Linked DNA regions of Homo sapiens: region 2 is linked to region 1. Evidence: read pairs that join two places in POLR2A ChIA-PET (ENCODE). Cell type or tissue: A673. All regions are shown on one strand.

Region 1 (8,000 bases):
GTTTGACAAGCTGATTGTAAAATGTATTTTAAATCTTAAATAATGCAAGTGACCTTGAATAGCCAAAACAACTTTGATAAAGGGATTAAATTGGTGGATTCATATTACTGGATTACAAGAATTCCTATAAAGTTGTGGCAATTAAGATAATGTGGTTTTGGTGTCAGGATCTATATATCAAGGGAACACAATAGAGAATCTTGAAATAGACCTGTACATATATGGTCACTTGAGTTTTAACAAAAATGACATGGGAATTCAATAGCAGAAAGGAAAGTTCTTTATTTTTTAATTTTTGAGACAGAGTCTTGCTCTACTGCCCAGGCTGGAGTGCAGTGATGCGATCTTGGCTCACTGCAGACTGGTCCTCTGGGGTTCAAGTGATCTTCCCACTTTAGTCTCCCAAGTAGCTGGGACTACAGGCATGCACCACCACACTGGCTAACTTTCATATTTTTTGTAGAGATGCATTTTCCCTGTGTTGCCCAGGCTGTTCTCAAACTCCTGGGCTCAAGTGATCTGCCCACCTCAGCCTCCCGGAGTGCTGGGATTACATGTGTGAGCTACCACGCCCAGCTGAAAAGTCTTTTTAACAAATGGTTTTGGAACAAATGTGTAGCCATATGCAACTACAACAGTAACAGCAAAATCAACCTTGACCTTCTTATCTCATGCCACACAAGAATTAACTAGCAATTAATCACAGACTTAATGACAAGAGCTAAAACTAAAATTTCTAGATGATAACAGTGGAGGAAATCTTTGTGACCTTGAGTTAGGCAACACTCAGGTAAGATACAGAAAACATAAGAATAAGTACCATAAAAGAAATTACTGGTGAATTCGATTTAATAAAAATTAGAAACTTCTACTCTTCAAGAGAAACTGTCAAGAAAATTAAAAGTCAAGCCTTAGGCAACACATATCTGATAAATAACTCATACTTATAAGAAACAACTTTTACAACTCAGTAACAAAAAGCAGAAATAGGTAAAATATTGCAAAATTGAATGAGCATTTCACTAAGGAAGATATACAAATGGCAAATAAACGCTAATGTTCAAAGTTATTGGCCTTTAAGGAAGCACAAATTATAATTTTGCTCACTAGAATGCCTAAAGTTACAAAAACTGGCATTGCCTGTTGTCAGCGAGAATGTGGAGCAATGGATCTTTCACACATTGCTCATGGGAATGTAAAAAGGTCCAAACCTTTTAGGAAACACTATGGCAGTTTCTTGTAAAGTTGAACATTACACTATATACTGGTCTTATGATCCAGTAATTCTATTCCTCAGCATTTACCCAAAATAAATAAAAACATAGCCAGGCACGGTGGCTCATGCCCGTAATCCCAGCACTTTTGGAGGCCAAGGCGGGCAGATCATTTGAGGTCAGGAGTTTGAGACCAGCCTGGCCAACATGGTGAAACCCTGTCTCTACTAAAATTACAAAAATTAGCCAGGTGTGGTGGTGGGTGCTTGTAATCCCAGCTACTTGGGAGGCTGAGGCAGAAGATTGGCTTGAACCCGGGAGGCGGAGGTTGTGGTGAGCTGAGACTGTGCCACTGCACTCCAGCCTGGGTGACAGAGTGAGAGACTCTGTCTCAAAAAATAAATAAATAGCTGGGCGCGGTGGCTCACGCCTGTAATTCCAGCACTTTGAGAGGCTGAGGAGGGCAGATCACAAGGTCAGGAGTTCAAGACGAGCCTGACCAACATGGTTGAAACCTGGTCTCTATAAAAATACAAAAACTAGCTGGGTGTGGTGGCATGTCCCTGTAATCCCAGCTACTCCAGAGGCTGAGGCAGGAGAATCGCCTGAACCCGGGAGGTGGAGGTTGCAGCGAGCCAAGATCGCATCACTGCAATGGGTGAGCCTGGGTGACAGAGTGAGACTCTGTCTCAAAAAAAATAAAAAATAAAAATAAATAATAAAAACGTATGTCCACACAAAAACCTATCTGTACATAAATGTTCACGAGACCCATTATTCATAATAGTCCAAAACTGGAAACACCCCAAAACACCTCCCAAGTAGCTGGGATTACAGGAGTGCACTACCATGCCCAGCTAATTTTTTTTATTTTTATTATTTTTTGAGATGGAGTCTCGCTCTGTCTCCCAGGCTGGAGTGCAGTGGCATGAGCTTGGCTCACTGAAACCCCGTCTCTACTAAAAATACAAAAAAATTAGCTGGGCACGGTGATGTGCGCCTGTAGTCCCAGCTACTCGGAAACTGAGGAAGGAGAATTGTTTGAACCTGGAGGCAGAGGTTGCAGTGAGCCAAGATCATGCCACTGCACTCCAGCCTGGGTGACAGAGTGAGACCCTGTCACAAAAAAAAAAAAAAAAAAAAAAAAAAAGGAAAGAAAAAAGAAAGCTACCATTATAAGGATGAATGTACAAATATATGATGCAGACTGGGCTGGATCAGTGTCTCCTGGTCTGAGGGTGGTGGTAGGGGGATGGAGGCTGGAGCTGGGCCTCAAAGACAGGAGGGAGAAACTGTCCAGAATGAGGTGCTCACGGTCTGTAGTGAGGGAACCCTCGGCAGTGCTGATCGGCTGGAGCACAGAGCCTGATTTGGAAATACTAAGATAGCAAAAAGATTGGAAATATATTTTGAGCATAAACTGTAGCTTAGACTTCTATACTAAGATATTGGCATTTGTTCTCTTTATAATGAGAAGCCATTGATAGCTTTAGAGGTGTGAAATGAGTGTTTTGAGGTTAACAGTCTGACAGATTGTGCAGGGTCAGTGGGTTTTATGTTAAAGTGACACATTCAGAATGGTTTTATACACAAGCCTAGATGTGAATAAAGCAAATTCCTTAAGGTATGATACATTTTGTGTCTTTCCCACCTATATTGGCATGCGTTTCTCTGATATGTGTACTCAGAGTCCCTGACCCAGCACCCAAAGTCATGATGAATCTTTCCTGGCTTTTTATCAGGCCTTGCCATGAGAGTGACCATTAAAGGTCAGAGAGCCATACGGCCTCTCCCAGGGATACTGGGCTGGCCTGGGAATTGAGGAATTCACTCTGCATCCAAGAACCACATTTCCCCAGCTGTAAGATGGCAGAGAATAATGTTTGTGTCCCAATGAAGTTCTAACACACAGTGTTCTCAGATGACGGGCAGCATTTTGAAAGTAACATGTGACTGTGTAATTTATGCTCTTTGAATTTGCAGTGAGACTATTTGTGGCAGTACAATGTCTATCCATGCTCCTAATTAGAAGTTTTCCAGAACAGCTCATGTGTCTGAATTAGAAATATTTGTCACGGGGCATTAAATGCGGTATTTAGCTGTTAGGTGATTTTTTCAATAGAACTTTGTTAAAGACCAGATATAATGTGTCATTGTTTCTTTTGTGATTCTGGATTCTTTTTGAGAACTAAATGTTTAAGCAGTAAAGAGCTGAGACACCCTATGGGTAAGATCCTTTATAAATCAGCCCATTACACCGTGAATTCACTTACATTGTTGGTCAATGACGTCATGTAAGGATCAGATTATGCTTTTCTGTTTGGGTGTGTTTTGTGTTGATTTGTCAAGCCTGGAGGGTTGGCCACCAGGAAGAAGTTGAAATGGTCACTGAAATCCCCTGGCTGTGATTGTCACAAACTTGGGTCTGAGATACACAGAAACACTTGCCTGTCATCAGGCTGAAGCTTTCAGCTCAGACTGTACCAGTGCCTGTTGGAAACATAAATGAAAGCATTTTTACAAGTCATCAACAAAATATCCAATAGCCTAATAAAAAGATGGGCAAAAGACTCGAACAGACATTTCTCCAAAGATGATATCCTAATAGCCAATGAGGACACATGAAAAGATGCTCAACTTCCCCAATTTCATTAGAGAAATGCAAATCAAAACCACACTGAGCTATCACCTCACACTCATTGGGATGGCTACCATCAAAATACAAAACAAAACAAAACAAAAAACGGAAAATAACAAGTGTTGATGAGGATGTTGCAAAATTGAAGCCCCCGTGCACTGTTAGTGGGATTGTAAAATGGGGTAACTGCTATAGAAAACAGTATGAACAGTCCTCAAAAAATTAAAAATAGAACTACCATATGGCACAGCAATCTCACTTTTGAATATATATCCAAAAGAATTGAAAGCAGCATCTCAAAGAAATATTTGCACACTCATGTTCATAGCAGTGTTATTCACAATAGCCAAAAGATGGAAGCAAACCAAGTGTTTGACTGATAAACGGATAAACAAAATGTAGTATATACATACAATGGAATATTATCCAGCCTTAAAAAGGAAAGGCCAGACACAGTGGCTCATGCCTATGATTCTAGCACTTTGGGATGCCAAGGCAGGAGGACTGCCTGAGGCCAGGAGTTTGAGACCAGCCTGGGCAACATAGTGACAGCCCCCCATCTCTGCAAAAAACAAAAATTAGCTGGATGTGGTGGTGCATGCCTGTAGTCCCAGCTACTTAGGAGGCTGAGGCAGGAGGATGGCTTGAGCCCAGGAGTTCAAGACTACAGTGAGCTATGATTGTGCCACTGCACTCCAGCCTAGGCAACAGAGCAAGATCTTGTTTTTAAGAAAAAAATAAAAAGGAAAGAAATCCTGTCACATGCTACAACATGTATGAACCTTGAAGACATTGTGCTAAGTGAAATAAGCCAATCACAAAAGACAAATGCTATAGGATTGCACTTATATATCTACAGTCGTCAATTCATAGAAACAAAGTAGAATGTTGGTTACCCTGGGCTGAGGGGAGGCAAGGGGGAGTTGTTTAAAGGATATATACAGTTTCAGATTTGCAAGATGAAAAACTTCTGGAGATTGGTTTCACAGCAATGTGAATATACTTAACACACTGAACCATTTAATTAAAAATGATTAAGATGATAAATTTTATATGTTTCTACTACAATAAAAATTGCACAATAGATAATTGCATTAATAGCCCAATTTGTAGCCTCCTGTATTTATGTCCTTTGCCTTATAACTTCTTAGTCCCTTCACACACTGCCTCTGGGCTTGGCACATAAAGTACAGTCAAAAACAAGCTATGTAACTTCTGAGGCTAGGTCACAAAAAGGGTATTGTTTCTGCCTTGCCTGCTTTCTCAACTGGGACACTAACATTTGGTACCAAGCCAGCATGCTATGAAGACGCCCACAGTAGCCAACATGGAGACTACATTGAAGCAGTACAGGTATTGAGAACAGAGATGCCCCCAGCCCCACTCCCCACCCAGCTGGCTGCCAGCATCAGCTGCACCAAGGAAGATGTATGGATGGCAAATAAGCACATGAAAAGATACTCATCACCATTAGTCTTTACAGAAGTACAAATTAAAACCACAATGAGACACTGCTACTTACCTACTAGAATCACTGAAATTAAACAGACAACAGAGCAAGTGCTGGCAAGAATGTGGAAGAATTCACACTCTCATACACCAATGAAGGCAACCCAAAATGGTACTGTCACCGGTAGAGGGACGTGACTGCAAATTGTCCAGGTTCTTGGCGTTTTGAACAAAGAATTGGACAAAACACGCAGCAAAGAAAGAATGAAGCAACAAAAGAACGAAAGCAGCTCTCTCGGCTTTCGGCTCGGAGGAGGCCAAGGTGCAACTTTCTTCGGTCGTCTCGAATCCGGGTTCATCCGACACCAGCCGCCTCCACCATGCCGCCGAAGTTCCACCCCAATGAGATCAAAGTCGTATACTTCACGTGCACTGGAGTTGAAGTCGGTGCCACTTCTGCTCTGGCCCCCAAGATTGGCCCCGCGGGTCTGTCTCCAAAAGAGGTTGGTGATGACATTGCCAAGGTAACGGGTGACTGGAAGGGCCTGAGGATTACAGTGAAACTGACCATTCAGAACAGACAGGCCCAGATTGAAGTGGTACCTTCTGCCTCCGCCCTGATCATCAAAAGGAACTACCAAGAGACAGAAAGAAACAGAAAAACATTAAACACAGGGGGAATATCACTTTTTATGAGATCGTCAACATTGCTCGACAGATGCAGCACTGATCCTTAGCCAGAGAACTCTCTGGAACCATTAAAGAGATCCTGGGGACTGCCCAGTCTGTGGGCTGTAATGTTGATGGCCGCCACCCTCAGGACATCATAGATGACATCTACAGTGGTGCTGTGGAATGACCAGCCAGTTAAGCACAAAGGAAAATATTTCAATAAAGGATCATTTGACAACTGGTTAAAAAAGAACGAAAGCAGGGATTTATTGAAAATGAAAGTACACTCCACAGTGCGAGAGCGTGCTGAGCAGTGGCTCAAGGGCCCCGGATACAGAATCTTCTTGGGTCCAAATACCCTCTAGAAGTTTCCCATTGGCTACTTCATGCCCACCTCAGGTAAATGAAGTGGTAGCCCACAATCAGTCTGATTGATTGCAGAAAGCAGCCAACCAGAGGATGACGTGGTTACAAAAGTGACACTCCTGTGCAAACGTATGATTGGTTGCAGAAAGCAACCAATCAGAGGCTAGGGTGAAGTTACAAATTTATACTTCTATGCAAACGAAGACTCCGCCCGCAATCAGTCTGATTGGTTGTGGACAGCAACCAACCATTCGGAGGCTGGAGTGAAGTTACAAAGTTGCAAAGGAAGACTCAACCCGCAATCAGTCTGATTGGTTGCCAATTTCCCATGCCTGGCAGAAAAGGTGGGGGGTTTGCAAAGGGAGTAGCCTCTGGTCCTTTTGTGATTTAGGCATGTAAAGTTAGGGTTTTCCTTTCAGTTTAGTTCTAGGAATGCTGCGTGAAACAGCCTTAGGTTCCCTGCCTCCAATCCCTATATTCTCCTGCCTCAATACAACTACTTTCCAAAACAGTTTGGCAGTTTCTTAAACATTAATTATACACTTACCATATTATCCAGCTATTTCACTGCTAGTTGGTTCCTAAGAGAGAAGGAAGCTATATCCTTAGAAAGAGTTGTACATGATTGCTCGTAGCAATTTTATTTATAATAGCCAAAAACAAACGAAAAAAATCCCACATGCCCACTTATAAACTGTGGTGTATATTCTTTTTTTGTTTTGAACCTCACTCTGTCACCTAGGCTGGAGTGCAGTGGGGTGATCACAGCTCACTGCAGTCTTGGCCTCCTGGGCTCAAGCAATCCTGCCTTAGCCTCCTGAGTAGCTGGGATTACAGGCGCACGCCACCCCGCCCAGCTAATTTTGTATTTTTGAGTAGAGACAGGGTTTCCTCATGTTTGTCAGGCTTGTCCTCAACTCCTGACCTCAGGTGATCTGCCCGCCTTGGCCTCCAAAAGTGCTGGGATTACAGGCCTGAGCCACGGCGCCTGGCCAGGAGCAGAGGTTTAATAGGCGGAAGAAGGAGAAAGACAAAGGAAAATAGCTCTCTCTCTAGTGAGAAAGAAGGGACTTCCAAGAGGAAAAGGTCAGCTGGTGGATACGCCAGATTTTATAGTCCAGCTTGAGGAGGCCGTGTCTGATTTAGGTAGGGCTCACAGGTTTTTTGGGTCAGGTGTGACGTTTACATAGCACACAGGGAAGGCTGGTGGCCCCACTCTAATCTTATTATGCAAATGAACTCTCCACTTGGCCGGTGCCATCTTGTCTGCTCCTTACTGTACACGTGGCTGGCAGAGAAGGGGAGGTGCAGCCGCCATTTTGAACATGTCTAGTCCCAGGTAGTTCTTTCCTGTCGCATCCACCTGTGCAAGCTCCCGGCTTGCTTGTCTATGTCTGCAGCTTGACTTTACTGGCTGCTCTTTGTTAGAAAATGATTTGGGGCATGGCATGGTGGCTCACGCCTATAATCCCAGCACTTTGGGAGGCCGAGTCAGGTGGATCACCTGAGGTCAGGAGTCGGAGAGCAGTCTGGCCAACTTAGTGAAACCCTGTCTCTACTGAAAATACAAAAAATTAGCTGGGTGTGTTGGCGGGCACCTGTAATCCCAGCTGCACAGCAGGCTGAGGCAGGAGAATCGGTTGAACCCGGGAGGTGGAGGT
Region 2 (8,000 bases), 220 kb before region 1:
CCAGACAGGCAGAGAGGAGGGAGAAAGACCCCTTAAGAAAGGAGAGATGTTCATAGCTTTAGTCAGCGTGGGCTGCCTGCCTGTCTAGGTTTTTTTTTTTTTTTAGAAAACCAGGCTCAAATGTGATGAAAAATAGGTTGGTACAGCTCCCAGGAGAGGGGGTTACCTAGTAGGACAAAAGCCAAGCTCCCCGAAGAGGTCAGCACAGCCTCAGTGGCCCAAAGGTTGACACATCAAGATATATTAGGTTTGTGGAGAGAGAAAGGAGCAAAAGAGGCAGCTTGTTGGAGATTAGATTAGACCAGAGAAGACTGTGTAAAGGCTACACAACGGGGGGACTGAGGAGATGGGACGAAAAGAGGGAGGGCACAGGGCTGGCTGAGGAAACGACAAAGAGAAGCTGAAACTTTGAAGCAAAATCAGCCCAGTGAACACAGAGCACCTTGGGGTCAGAGATGAGCCAGGGGAAAGCTGTGAAAATCAAGGCAATGTCTCTCTCCTACCTGGGTCACATTTAAGTGGTAGGATTTGGTCTTTTGAGAACTGACTAAAAGTAATTGACTCTCTTTAAAGTGGAAATTCTTTTTTTTTTTTTTTTTTGAGACAGAGTCTCACTCTGTTGCCCAGACTGGAGTGTAAAGGTGCAATCTCAGCTCACTGCAACCTCCGCCTCCCGGATTCAAGCGATTCTCCTGCCTCAGCCTCCCAAGTATCTGGGATTACAGGCACCCACCACCATGCCCAGCTAATTTTTGTATTTTTTTTTAGTAGAGACAGAGTTTCACCATGTTGGTCAGGCTGGTCTTGAATTCCTGACCTCAGTTAATCTACCCACCTCGGCCTCCCAAAGTGCTGGGATTACAGGCATGAGCCACCGTACCTGGCCTAAGGTGGAACTTCTGGAGCACACTGAGAGTGAAGGGGGAGGATGGATGGAGAAAGCTAAAACTGAGAACCTGCTCTCCTGGACACGTAGCCACAGGACATTTCTGGGGCACAGTCAGACCCTCCCTTTCCTTATGCTTCCAGAGACCATTTCTCTCCTCCCGTAAATGTCACAGTAAGATATCATTGGGAAAAAGAGAGAAATTCCCCAACAGGAGCACATGTAGAGGTGAGACCATCATCCACAGACTGTCTCCCGCCTGGCACAGACCTGCAAGAAGGAAATCAGGGAAAGGGGGATAAAATTCAGATGTCCCCTTTGTCCATCCTCTCTCCTCTGCCCCCAATTTCCACCAACTTAGCCTGGCTCAGATGAGGAAACAAAGAATGGGCCTTGGCTCTGCCTCTCAGTGCCCTTGGTCTCTTGGTCCTGGATTTAGAGAAGTGACCACGCTCCCACCCCCAATGCCCTTTCCCTCCTTCTCACCATATTCCTCACTCAGGGAAAGGGATGGAGGAAAACCTGGTCTTGCAGCTCCAACCATGTGTGCACGGGTAGCAGAGTTGGGAGGTTGCACTTTAGTTTTAGTAATACTTGGGTCCCTAAGGAAAAAGAACAAATCTCGAAAAGCTTAGAGATCATCAAAATAACTCCCCCACTTTCTTCATAAAGTTGTTGCATTAGTCCGTTTTCATGCTGCTGAGAAAGACATACCCAAGACTGGGTAATTTATAGAGAAAAAGAAGTTTAATGTACTCACAGCTCCACGTGGGTGGGGAGGCCTCACAGTCATGGTGGAAGGTGAAAGGCACATCTTATATGGCGGCAGACAAGAGATAATGAGAGCCAAACAAAAGGGGAAAATTCCTTATAAGATCATCAGATCTTGTGAGACTTGTTTACTACCATGAGAACAGTATGGGGGAAACCAGCCCCATGATTCTATTATCTCCCAGTGAGTCCCTCCCACAACACGTGGGAATTATGGGAGCTACAATTCAAGATGAGACTTGGGTGGGGATGTAGCCGAACCATATCAGTTGTTGAGACCCACAATGGGGAAAGGACCTACTGAAGGTCACACAGGACCGATCATATTGTCCAATAGGTTTTCCCAAATATATCAAAGCCATGTAGTTCATTTAAAAACATGTCCCATAGAGGCCAGGCACTGTGGCTCACACTTGTAATCCCAGCACTTTGGGAAGCCAAGGTGGGAGGATTGCTTGAGCCTAGGAGTTTGAGACCAGCCTGGCAACATGGCGAAACCCCATTTCTAAAAAAAAAGTACAAAAAATTAGCCAGGTGTGGTGGTGCTTGCCTGTAGTTCCAGCTACTTGGAAGGCTGAGGTGGGAGAATCAACTAAGCCAGGGAGGGCCAGACTGCAGTGAGCCATGATCGTGCCACTGCACTCCAGCCTGGGTGATGGAGTGAGACCCTGTCCCAAAACAAACAACAATGACAACAAAAACCTAACACCATGTCCCATAGAGCAATAGCTTAAATCCAGTCTATTTTCAAAAGGCCAGTTCTTGAAGCACATTATAATCCCCATAACTACTTTATGCCAAATAAAATTGTAACATGCCAAGAAAATAGATGGAATCTGCTCCCATGTAACTGCATCTGGGTGAATGTTCACCTCTGGCCTTGGGTTTTATAAGGGACATCAACGTGGTAGATGAGGGGTGGCTTGACTATGGTGGTGAGGAGTTCAGAAACTAGGTCATACGAGAGCACAGAAGAGAAACTACGGAAATCCAGCCTGTAGAAGAAAATACTGAAGAGAACCATGATGATGAGCTATAGCAGGTGAAGGTTGAATGTAGGAGAGCCGTGGCAAAACTAGAAGTCAGATTCGGATCAAGTGTAAAGAACTTTCCAGGTTAGAGTGTGATAGAATGAGATTTTCTTTCCTCCTCACTCCTCTCTGGAAAGGAAAGGGTCTTTGGTAAGATGTAACTGAAATTCACAAGAGAAAGGCTGTGACCTTGTAGATGATTCCCTCTGAGGGACCCAGAGCCACCTCAGAGACCTCAAGGAACTGCAGTCTTTCCATGGTGGAACCAGCATTCTGTGCAGAGGGCAGATAAGAAGATGGCAGAGCAGGAGAGGAGTGGAGAAAGAGGGGCTCCAGAATCCATGAGTGCTGTGGTACTGCTGAAGCAGCGGGAGCTGGTGGTGCAGTTCAGTCTCAGCTGGAGGTGTGCAGTATGTGAGTGCTCTGAGTACAATGACGTTCCAGTGCTCTCTGTTCAGGGACATGGGAGCCATTTTGCTGGGCACATAGATCTGAAGGTTGGATTGGGGTTTCCTTTGTGCATCACGGTTGCAAATGCAGCAGTCGATATCACGCACACAATATTTTTGAATGGGTTGATGGAGGTTGCACGTTGAGTGCCCTCAGCCCTTTTCAGTGGAGGAGAGTGGAGAGGGACTCAGTGGCAGTAAAGGCAAGGCCACCGTAGGGGAAGAAACACAAAGTACTTGCACCGTCGTTTTACGTACGTTCTCTTTTGCCTTGAAGCCTGGCTGCAGCATGTAGTTGTGTAGGTTGTGCACTGCACCACTCCAGGAGGCATTATTTACAACCTGTGCAACTCTAACTGGCAGGGACTATGTAAAAGCCAATAGCCAGTCCCAAATTGCCATTCAAAAAGACTCATTGCCTTGAGGGGGACAACTAGCCTTTTCACAGACATTGGGATGAGATTAACAAGATTCCACCCACACCTCTGATGAAAGAGGAGTGGCCCTTCCAGTTATTTTCCCACTGGAGAAGACCTTCAGGAAAATCACAATGTCAGTTGTTCTCGAGTTCTAACTTTTTTATTTTTTTGAGATGGAGCCTCACTCTGTCGCCCAGGCTGGAGTGCAGTAGCACAATCTCGGCTTACCTCTGCCTCCCAGGCTTAAGCAATTCTCATGCTTCAGCCTCCCGAGTAGCTGGGAATACAGGCACGCACCACCACGCCCGGCTAATTTTTGTATTTTTAGTAGAGACAGGTTTTCGCCATGTTGGCCAGGCTGGTCTTGAACTCCTGACCTCAAGTGATCCACCCGCCTCAGCCTCCCAAAGTGCTGGGATTACAGGCGTGAGCCACCACCCCCGGCCTCAAGTTCTAACTCTTGATATTTCTATTTTATTTTTTATTTACAACACTCAGAAGCAACTTAACCAGAATGATATGCGGATGGAAAATGTTGCAGACTTGGACCCCAAAGTATAAGTTATAGGCCTAATTTTGGCCTAATGTGATTTGAAATGGGAAACCATAGTTGCAAATAGCCCTGAATGTGATTAAACCCCAATGGGGGTTGGAAATGATGGAGACATGACAGATCCCTTGCAATAGCTCACCCCACACAATAGGCTAATGAAATTACGTGCCCGACACACAGAGTATTTTCTGAAAACTGAAAATGCATCTCTGCAGTTCATATGCTGGGTATTTTTTTCCTATGGAGAACAATAAATTTCGAAAAATTACTTGTTATATCTTTTTAACTTGCAGGAAGAACTGATTTGCCAGTTCTGTTTCCTAGAGAATATACAGTTCTCCTGAAAAAACGTCCACCTTCCTTCATAGGTTAATAAGAGAAATCTGGAAGGAAGAATGATAAATTGGCCAGAATGTTGGGGAAGGAGAAAGTTTGATGTGGACAAAGTCACAAGACTGGGATTAAAATAAGGCATAAGCTGGCCTGGTTTTCACAGAAACTTGGGGTGGAGATTCCTTCAACCACTGAAAGCTCTAGAGTAGACTTAATTTTGGTACAATCTTGACATATTGTGAGCAAATGTGTTTTGAAGACAGTTTTTACACCCCATTTTAAAAAAATCCTTTTTTAATCCTACTACTTTATCTCATTGATCTGTTTCCCTGTATTGCAAAGTTTCTTAAAAGTTCACCATTCCTATTGAAACCACTTCAATGCAAGCTTTTGCCTCTACGACTTCACAAAAACCATGCTGCCTAAGGTCACCAATGGTCACCATGTAATGGAATGTATAATGGAATGTGATAGTTCTTAGTCCCTCTCTTCCTTTTCCTGTTTTTTTTTTTTTTTTTTTTTTTTTTTTTTTTTTTGAGAGGGAGTCTCACTGTGTCACCCAGGCTGGAGTGCAGTGGTACCATCTTGGCTCATTACCACCTCCGCCTCCCAGGTTCAAGCGATTCTCCTGCCTCAGCCTCCTAAGCAGCTGGGATTATAGGCGTGCGCCATCACGCCTAGCTAATTTTTGTATTTTCAGTAGAGATGTGGTTTCACCATGTTGGCCAGGCCTACCTCAGCCGCCCAAAGTGCTCAGAGACCAGCACAGTGCCCACTGGGGTGGACATCTGACCTTCGTGTTGGGAAATGCCTAGCAAGATAGATTTGGGTCAGATGGTGGAGGCCCTTGAATGCCTGTCTCAGGAGTTTGGCCTTGATCCTGCATTTTCCAGTAGGCTTCAGCTTAAGGGGAGTGGGAGCAACTATGAAATTCACTTAGCATAGTTATCTCAGCTGCCTGCCAAGTAGTCTATTTAGTCCAATTCACAGGCAGAGCTTTGTTGAGCATTGAGAAGTCACTTGCTCCATATGAATCCAATCACCACGGCAGGCACACCTCAAAGAGGGAACACACAGCAGCCTCTGAAAAGCCTGCCCCATACTTCAGCAACTCAATTCATGAATATGCTTTTCCAATGTCTGACGCTGCTGCTTAGCAAAGATATTATGGGACAAATCCTTGATTTGACCTTTTGTATCTCTATCCATCCCACTGTGCTAAAAGCAATTATGTGCATCTTGTGTGTGGCTGTTGGAATGGGGAGTCACTTAGCGATGGGTCCTTTTCACACTCCAACTGTCCTCTCGCTCATTCCTTTCCCTCTCTCAAGCTGGCCCGCACAGCAGGCCTCCTCGGCTGCTTGGCAGAGTCTAAAATGGCATCAGGGGGAGGCAAGCAGGGATGTAAACAGGTGGAAACAGTTCCTGTCATGGTGATTAGCATTCTTCTTGGCCAGGCACAGCTATGGATGAAAGAATGGGGCCACAGGGGGAACAGGGAGGAGGAAGCTGCCCAGGGAGCGGGAGACAGAGGAGAGATGAACTCTTTGTCAAAGGCACAGACAACTTCCTGCAAAAACTTCCTAGGAAACAAAGCAATCCCAGTGTCAGGGTGGGTAGTAGTGGTCTCTGCTGGGGACAGATCACTTGTCACTGTCTTCTTTGCCTGTACTAAGTAGACTCGTGTATGCTTATGTCTGTGTGATTAAATACGAAGATTGACGTCTGTGTATGATAGAATGTACAGCTATGTCTTTGCGTATCTTACGTTGATAACAATGTTTGAATGTCTGTATAATGCCTGTGTGTTATACATTTATATACTGTGTCTATATACTTATATGTATATGATGCCTATGTCTATATATTTATATGTATGGGTGCCTCAGAGAGCTCATGTCGGTGTGTGTCTACATATGTGTTAGAGTGTGTATATGGCGCATGAATGCATGCATGACTGTGCGCATGTCATTTCCAGATGTGTTGAATTCCTTTATGTATATGCGTGCGTGGGTGTGCATGCTGGAATGAAGTACTAGAAAAGGACTGAGTGGGAAAGAGCTCCCGTATCCTCTTGCTGGAGCAGTACAGCATGACTACAGAGGACACTCCAATCCTGTCCAGAGAGAGGAGCCCTGATCTTGCTAAATAGGATGAGGGTCTGGATCTTCAGGAACTGGTATCGTTTACTCAGTTCCCCACTTCCCCCAAACGCCAGGCCTAAAAAGTAGGGGGAAGACCCCAGAGCTAAGGAAGATATCCAGCAAGACAACAGAGGGAGAGAGTTAAAATGCTGGAGGCAAGACTCTGGAGGAATTGGGGGAAGATCAAGGATTTTTTCTGAGCTTTTGAATATAAATAATTTACCATGGGAAAGTGAGCCGGACTCTTGGGCAAGAGGTAAATGCAGATATAATAGTGAGTAAAGTGATCTGCTCTCAGCTGAGGCTCACTCCTGATTGAGTTGGGACTTGGCTGCAGAAGGAGAGTAAATAAAACCGGTGCTTGGTGGGGAGTTATCTGAGCTGACCTAGACCAGCACTGCTGTTTGAAAGAGCTGAGGACACAGGAGTTGGTCCCAGGTAAAGTCACCTGATGGAGTCACCATTGACTCTGGAAACTAGGGCAGAAAGGAGAAAATTAGCAATGTCTACAGCCAGAATTATGCCTTGTTACCCAAAAAACTTCCTTGGCCAAGAACTCTGGGAGGCTGATGTGGGTAGATCGCTTGAGCCTAGGAGTTCAAGACCAGCATTGGCAACATGACAAAACTCCATCTCTATAAAAATACAAAAATTAGCCGGGCATAGTGGTGCATGCCTGTGGACCCAGCTACTGGGGAGGCTGAGTGGGAGGATGAATTGAGCCCACGAGGCCGAGGCTGCAGTGAGCTGTGATTGCTCACTGCACTCCAGCCTGACAGAGCAAGACCTTGTCTCAAAACAAAAACAAAAACAACAAAAAACCTCCCAAGCACAGCAGATTTTACTGCAATTGGCAGCTTTCTGCCATACCAACTTCCAGCCATGTGTGACCTGGCATGATCTTACCACCTATTACAGATCACCTTTGGGCCACTCAGGTTATTCTCAAAGTAAGAAGGGAGTGATGAAACCCCAGGGTCCGGCCATTCACTTTAAAAATCATCCAAGAGGCTCATTGAGACAGGCCTTTTATGATTACTCATTAATTGTATGCACATTAAGAATGGAGATATAAAATAAAAATTATCCATGAGTGCCTGTAATCCCAGCACTTTGGGAAGCTGAGGTGGGTGAATCATGTGAGGTTAGGAGTTCAAGGCTAGCCTGGCCAACATGGTGAAAACCCGTCTCTACCAAAAGTATAAAAATTAGCTGGGCGTGGTGGCAGATGCCTGTAATCCCAGCTACTTGGGAGGCTGAGGTGGAGGCTGCAGTGAGCTGAGATTGCACCACTGCACTCCAGCCTGGGCAACAGAGCAAGACTCTGTCTCAAAAAAAAAAAAATTATCCATGAGGATATAACCTGGCAATAACCAACATTTAACATTCTGACAGATAGCTTCCCAGGCTTTTT

What was found. Peaks named below come from ENCODE experiments on the same cell type or tissue, not always from the same donor. Only the 100,000 strongest peaks of a DNase experiment are listed, where the experiment ranks them.
Region 2: POLR2A ChIA-PET joins it to region 1 with 9 read pairs; 2 of 35 experiments call an interaction of 5 or more read pairs at or near these places.

The regions. Positions count from the first base shown.
Region 1 is chr2:44,264,940-44,272,939 of GRCh38, forward strand. It overlaps the pseudogene RPL12P19. Among named protein-coding and RNA genes, the nearest start is that of SLC3A1, 6.5 kb to the right of the region's middle. In A673, no CTCF peak of the experiment used is centred here; a DNase peak (open chromatin) is centred at 3,502.
Region 2 is chr2:44,046,318-44,054,317 of GRCh38, forward strand. No RefSeq gene overlaps it. Among named protein-coding and RNA genes, the nearest start is that of LRPPRC, 54 kb to the left of the region's middle. In A673, no CTCF peak of the experiment used is centred here; no DNase peak of the experiment used is centred here.